2 separate regions of the Mus musculus genome follow, and region 1 is linked to region 2. Evidence: chromatin loops called from intact Hi-C (ENCODE). Cell type or tissue: gastrocnemius. All regions are shown on one strand. Links, peaks and the distances in the headings refer to the core of each region. The heading gives the core; the rest is flanking DNA. Region 1 holds the start of Zscan21 (zinc finger and SCAN domain containing 21). Region 2 holds the start of Mblac1 (metallo-beta-lactamase domain containing 1).

Region 1 (2,801 bases), core at 123-2,622, 77 kb after region 2:
GTGGGTAACAAATGCAACCGACCTGCTGCCTGTTTTGAGACTGGTGTCCATGTAATGGAAGGGAAGCAGTCAACTATGCCAACTATCCTTTGACTCACACACACACACACACACACAGAGTAAAAAAATAAAAACCTAACTCTCGAAGTCTAGCAGCAGGCTTTTGGTCACTTCCCAATTTTTCCCTCCTTTATGCGAATTCTACAGTTTATAAGTCCCCCCCCCACACACACACACTCCCTTAATCAGCCTCAAATTCATTCTGTGCAAGACGAAGTGTAAACAAATCAAACTATCACAGATTGCATCAAATGAACAGCAATTATTACCTTGTAGTAGATAATGCCCTTAAGACACTCTGCACTTGGAAACTCCAAGCTGAAGTCGTGGTGGTGCATACCTGTAATTACAGCACTGAAGAGAACAGAGACAGGAGGATCACCAATTATACACCAGTGTAGGCCATACAGTAAGACCCCGTCTCAAACCGAGCAAACTAATTTTCAAAAAGCTTCCAGGCAGGCCAATAATTCTGAAGAGCATAACTACTGGGCAGATCTAGTAGCTCAGAGTGAGCCAAATTCTGCATCATTTCAATAGCCCTGAACCAATACTCAGTCTCTCTTCAGAAGCCTTCCACCACTTGAAAAACAATTTTCCTGTATTGATTTTGTTGTTGTTGTTCACAATTCTTTAAGTGTCCCCTTTCAACAGATTTCCAACTATGTCAGCCACCAAATAAATCAATCACCTTTCTATCCTATACGCGTTTTACAAACGATCGTCTAAAAATCTTTCCAGACTTGAGCAAATCCTTGTCCAGTGCGCACAAAGCCCACCGGGACCAATTCCCCGCCTGGACTGGACAAGACTCAAGACTGAGGAGATTCGGGTTTTCAGAGGTTTCTACACTTGGGCTTATTCTTAACAATTAGTTCTGAGTTTAGATCTCAGGGCTCTTGCTGGGGAAGAAAGAGGGCAGTTTCCGTCAGGTAACAGACAATAACGGAGAGACTAGAAATGCGATTCCGGAAGCAAAAGAATCAGGGTTTTGTTCCAGGGAGCCCTCGGGGGTGGAAAAGCCTTTCCTTAGAGCGGGCGCCGACGACGGCTGGGCGGGGCGCTCCTCCTCAATCTCCCAGAACCACCATGGAGGAACTCCCCGAACCAGAACCACAGTCGCTAAACCCGTCCCACCCTCTCGAAATCTTTTGGCCAACGCTCCCCGACCGCTAGGCTAACCTGGGACTCGCAGGCTCACCGTGACTCAGAACCGCTTTGGAGTCTGGAATCCTCACAGCGGCTGAACGACAGCACCACCGGAAGCGCGTCAGAGCCCCGCCCCTCTGGAGGGGGAGCAGCCGCCCCTCTAGGAATCCGAGCGTTGTCGGTATCCTGTTTCACCGGAGGCTGCGACTGTCCTGGTTGTGATCTGTTTCTCCCCCTATTTCTTTTTTTATTCTCATTCTCTCTTCCTACCCCCTCCCTTTTCTTTCTTTCGTTCATTCTTTTTTTGAGGGTGGGTGGTTTTTGGAGGGTTATGCGGCCCTGGCTGCCCTGAAACTCACTCAATAGACCAGGCTGGCCTCGAACTCAGGGATTTACTTGCCTCTGCCTCTCGAGTGCTGGGATTAAAAGCATGAGCCACCACTGCCTTGTTTTTGAGACAAACATGTCATTAGCCCTAGCTAGCCTGGAACTCTATGTATACCAGGCTGACCTCGAACTCTATAAACGATCCACTTGCCTCTAGATCAGTGAGTGAGTAAAGAGCTCATGCGTGAGGACCTACATTTGGATTTCCAGCACCACATAAAAAGACTATGGTACATCACATGCCTGTAATCCGAGTGCTGGGAGGACCCCTGCAGTCTGTTGTCTGGGCAGCCTAGCTCCAGATCAGTGACACCTTGTCTCAAAAACAAGGTAGAGAAGCAATTGAAGAAGACAGCTAACATTAACCTCTGGCCTTCACATGTTTGCAAACACACTGTGTACATGAGCACTGTAACAGTTAGGGTTCTCTAGAGTCACAGAACTAAGGGAATGTCTGTCTATACTGAGTGAATTTATTGTGATAACTTACAGTCTGTACCCCAGCAATGGTCCAAGAATCTAGTAGTTGCTCAGTCCCACGAAGCTAGGTGTTCCAGCTGGTCGTCTGTAGAAGTAGATTCCAACAGATGTGCTGGCAAGTAAGTGCAAGCAGCCGAAGAAGAGGGACTCTTCCTTCTTCCAATGTCCTTAAGCAAATCTCTAGCAGAAGGTGTGGCCCAGATTAAGTGTGTACCACCATGCCTGGCTCTTAGAACTCAGAGATCTCTTTGCCTTAGTTTCCTGGGCCTAAGTTTTTCTTTTTTGTTGTTCTTGTTTTGTTTTGTTTTTGTTTGTTTGTTTGTTTTTTGTTTTTTCAAGACAGAGTTTTTCTGTGTATCCCTGGCTGTCCTGGAACTCACTCTGTAGACCAGGCTGGCCTCGAACTAAGAAATCCACCTGCCTCTGCCTCCCAAGTGCTGGGATTAAAGGCATGAGCCACCATGCCCGGCATGGACCTAAGTTTCTCATGGCCACTATGCCTCAAGATCTCCATGCCAAGATCCAGGTCAGAATCTTCTTCCAGCCTCAAGATCTGGATCACAGGTGGATTGTAGTTCATTCCAGATAGAGTCAAGTTGACAACCAGGAATAGCCATTACAATCAAAAACACAGAGAACAATCTGCCTGAGTTCTTGTTTATGTATGAAGAAAGCAGTGTCTTGGCAGATCAGATCCAGTGTGTACTAGAGTGTAAATTGATAGC
Region 2 (2,801 bases), core at 82-2,581:
TCTAAGCCAGTCCTTTGTCCTGCTTAGGTTGCAATGATTAAAGGGGACTGATGTCAATCATTCTGTCCTGTTTGGAAGCTGCCTCCTAGAAAGCTGCACGTGACAAATATTGCTTGTCTTGACTGTGTCCTCTAGGTCTCCCGGACCAACTGACGCCGGTTCCTCGCTGGAAGGGGCTTTCCTGACTGGAGTCCAGTCAAGCAACCGCCTTGCCTTCACATATCAAATCCTCTGAACTTTTCACTGTTTCCCTGACCACTCGAAAGGGGGCTCCGTGACCAGGCACCACCACATCAGCTACGCTCAGAATCCTCTCCCGGCTCCGCTGCTGAGCTACTGGGTCTTCGCTCAGGGCCTGCCAGGAGTCCTCGTCACCAAGTCGCTCGAACACATCGCCAGCCACCACCACGGTGCCCAGGCTGGTGCCCTCCACTACGACGCTCACGTCCCGCTGTCCTCCGTGGCCCGGCGTGGCCCACACCTGCAGTCCCGAGCCCAGTATCAAGGGCTGCGTTTCACACAGCCCATGGGGCAGATAGAGACCCTCGGGAAGGCAGAAGTCATGGGAGACTAACAAAGCTGCCTCGGGAAACAGCCCCAGGTTCCCAATATGATCCGAGTGTCCGTGGGTGCCCACCACCAGAGTCACATCTTCGGGGGCCACGCCCTGTGTAGCCAGGGCTTCCAGCAGCGCACCCCGCGCCCAGGGTCCCCCGGTGTCCACGAGGATGGGGCCACGCACCGCCTCCTCCAGGGCAGTCTTAGAGCCGCCGTCTGCGGATGGGGCCAAACCGCGGCTGGAGTCCGAGGCCCAGCCCCGAGGCAGGACGAGAGTCACAGTGCCATCAGCACGCACCGCGTCGCCCGCTCCCTGCGGCTCCGCGTAGCCGCGCAGCAGAACCACCACGGAGTAGGAGCCGCTGGACGCCAGCAAAGGGATCTCACCATGCAGGGGCTCGGTGCGCACTGGACCGTTCATGACAAGGGAGATTTACCCCGCCACGGACGTCTGCCCAGTCCCTCCAAAATCCTACCGCAAGCCCCGCCACTCTTTCCAAGGTGCAACTCGTTTGCTACCCACCAGATCTTAAAGTGGTATCGCCCTCCACTACCACCCCTGCTGAAGATGGTATCGCCCAACTGGCCTTTCCATGCGACCTCAAGACTTCCTAGATTCTTTTGGTCAGTCCCCCCTTAGGCTTATAGTCGGTAGGTTCTCACGCATCCACATCTGAAAGATATCTTTTACTTCTTTATTCTAGCTGTTGTCTACTTTGAAACTAAACTATCGCTGTCCTTAAGGGTTTTTGTTTTCTTTTGTTTTTTAACGCTGGGAAAACTCAAAAGGTGAGAAAACGCGAGATTTTTTGCCTTTTATGGGCTTCCGTACAAACTACCGCGCCTGAACCACGGCGTAATCCTAATCCTGTATAGTTCATATTATGTATTACACTTAACTTCTGAGTTCTTGTTTTGTTTTTTATTTTCCTGATACAGGGGCTCAAGGAGACCAAGATGGTCTTGAGCTCGCTACATAGCTGAGGAAGACTGAGCTCTTGATCCTCTTTTCCAAGTCCTAGTGGTACAGTTGTTTTCCCAACCCCAACCAGTATCCTTGGGGTGGATAATTATAAGAACACCATTAGCAACTAATAGATAGCAGGCCAATGGCCCCACTGTCTGGGTGCTCCCTCATCGATAATGTGTGCATGTTTGAAATGGGACTCAGCTGATATATATATAAAAGGTTTAATAGCAATATAGAAAATATGGCACCTGTGAAATAGGAAATATAGCCCACATGTCTACCCCATCTAACCCGAGTATTGCTTCACTCTCTTCCAGCATCCTGTTCTTATTCACAGATTGATGGTATACGGCCTCATGTTTGCAGTGTATATTGGTTCTTGAGGGTCTCTTTTTGGCTTCTTACTTTAAGACAGGGTTCAGCTCTGGTTGGTCCCGAACTGCCAAGTAGCTGGATGGTATTCTGATATTCCTGCCAACGCTTCTTTGAGTGCTGAGATTACAGCGGTATGCCACCACATCAGGGTTCAACTCCCATCACTGTCCATACTAGGCAGGCACTCTACCAATTGCGCTGCTCGCTCTTCTCTGGCCTCTTGAAAGGGTTTAAAATAGACCCTTTAAAAAGCAAAGTGACTTTCCCACAGCTCACACCACTATTGACCAATCGGTGCAGGTGAAGACCAGTAAAACGTAGAGAAAAGTTTCAAAACTGTCACCACATACTTGTTCAATTAAGTGGCTGCATGTGGTTCAACCCTGAAGGCAAAACTTGCTTCTGCTTCTTCCCCCCTACCCTTCTCCTTTCCTGTTGCCATTCTGGGTCCCCAGGATCATAGCCGAGATCATACCAAGAAGACATTAGAAGCCTAGGGGCGGGGAAGGACGGGAGAGCACAAGAGTTTAGAAAACTCTCCACGACCCATCCTTGGGGTTCAAAAGTAAGGGTCAAAGATCTTCTGGGTCATGCTTGGGATTGCCTGAAGTCTTGGTTATCTCTTCTTCTTCTTCCTCCTCTTCGTCATCTGCCTCCTCCTGCCCATCACTGATCTTCTCCTTTCCAGTCCAAGCTTCCCGTAGACAAGCTGGGTGGAATGAGAAGAAAACAACCTCAGGGTTAATGCCGGGAACAGCTGGGAAGCTAGGGGAGGAGTCTGTCCTTTACACTTACCAGTTTCAGAGGCTGGAAGCACATGCCGCTCACAGAGAAAATGCTGGAGGGGCTGCTCCTGATGGTGGAAGTACCAGTCCCCTACAACATCTTCAAACTCCTC

What was found. Hi-C counts contacts between places; a loop is a spot of excess contacts. Peaks named below come from ENCODE experiments on the same cell type or tissue, not always from the same donor. Only the 100,000 strongest peaks of a DNase experiment are listed, where the experiment ranks them.
Region 1: a loop joins it to region 2, with 5 times the contacts of the local background. A loop is called at or near these places in 1 of 42 quality-filtered maps.

What each region holds. Positions count from the first base shown.
Region 1 is chr5:138,115,449-138,118,249 of GRCm38, reverse strand. It overlaps Zscan21 (zinc finger and SCAN domain containing 21), which reads right to left and starts at 1,345. Exons shown (of 5, transcript NM_011757.3): 1 at 1,243-1,345; 2 at 330-414. In gastrocnemius, for the core only: a CTCF peak has its summit at 1,214; a DNase peak (open chromatin) is centred at 1,309; H3K4me3 peaks cover 1,995 bases; H3K27ac peaks cover 2,200 bases.
Region 2 is chr5:138,192,576-138,195,376 of GRCm38, reverse strand. It overlaps Cnpy4 (canopy FGF signaling regulator 4), which reads right to left. Exons shown (of 6, transcript NM_178612.4): 5 at 2,699-2,801; 6 at 1,483-2,612. The coding sequence ends at 2,476. It overlaps Mblac1 (metallo-beta-lactamase domain containing 1), which reads right to left and starts at 1,063. Exons shown (of 1, transcript NM_177878.3): 1 at 1-1,063. The coding sequence starts at 979. The coding sequence ends at 197. In gastrocnemius, for the core only: no CTCF peak of the experiment used is centred there; DNase peaks (open chromatin) are centred at 356, 869, 1,040 and 1,369; H3K4me3 peaks cover 1,773 bases; H3K27ac peaks cover 1,782 bases.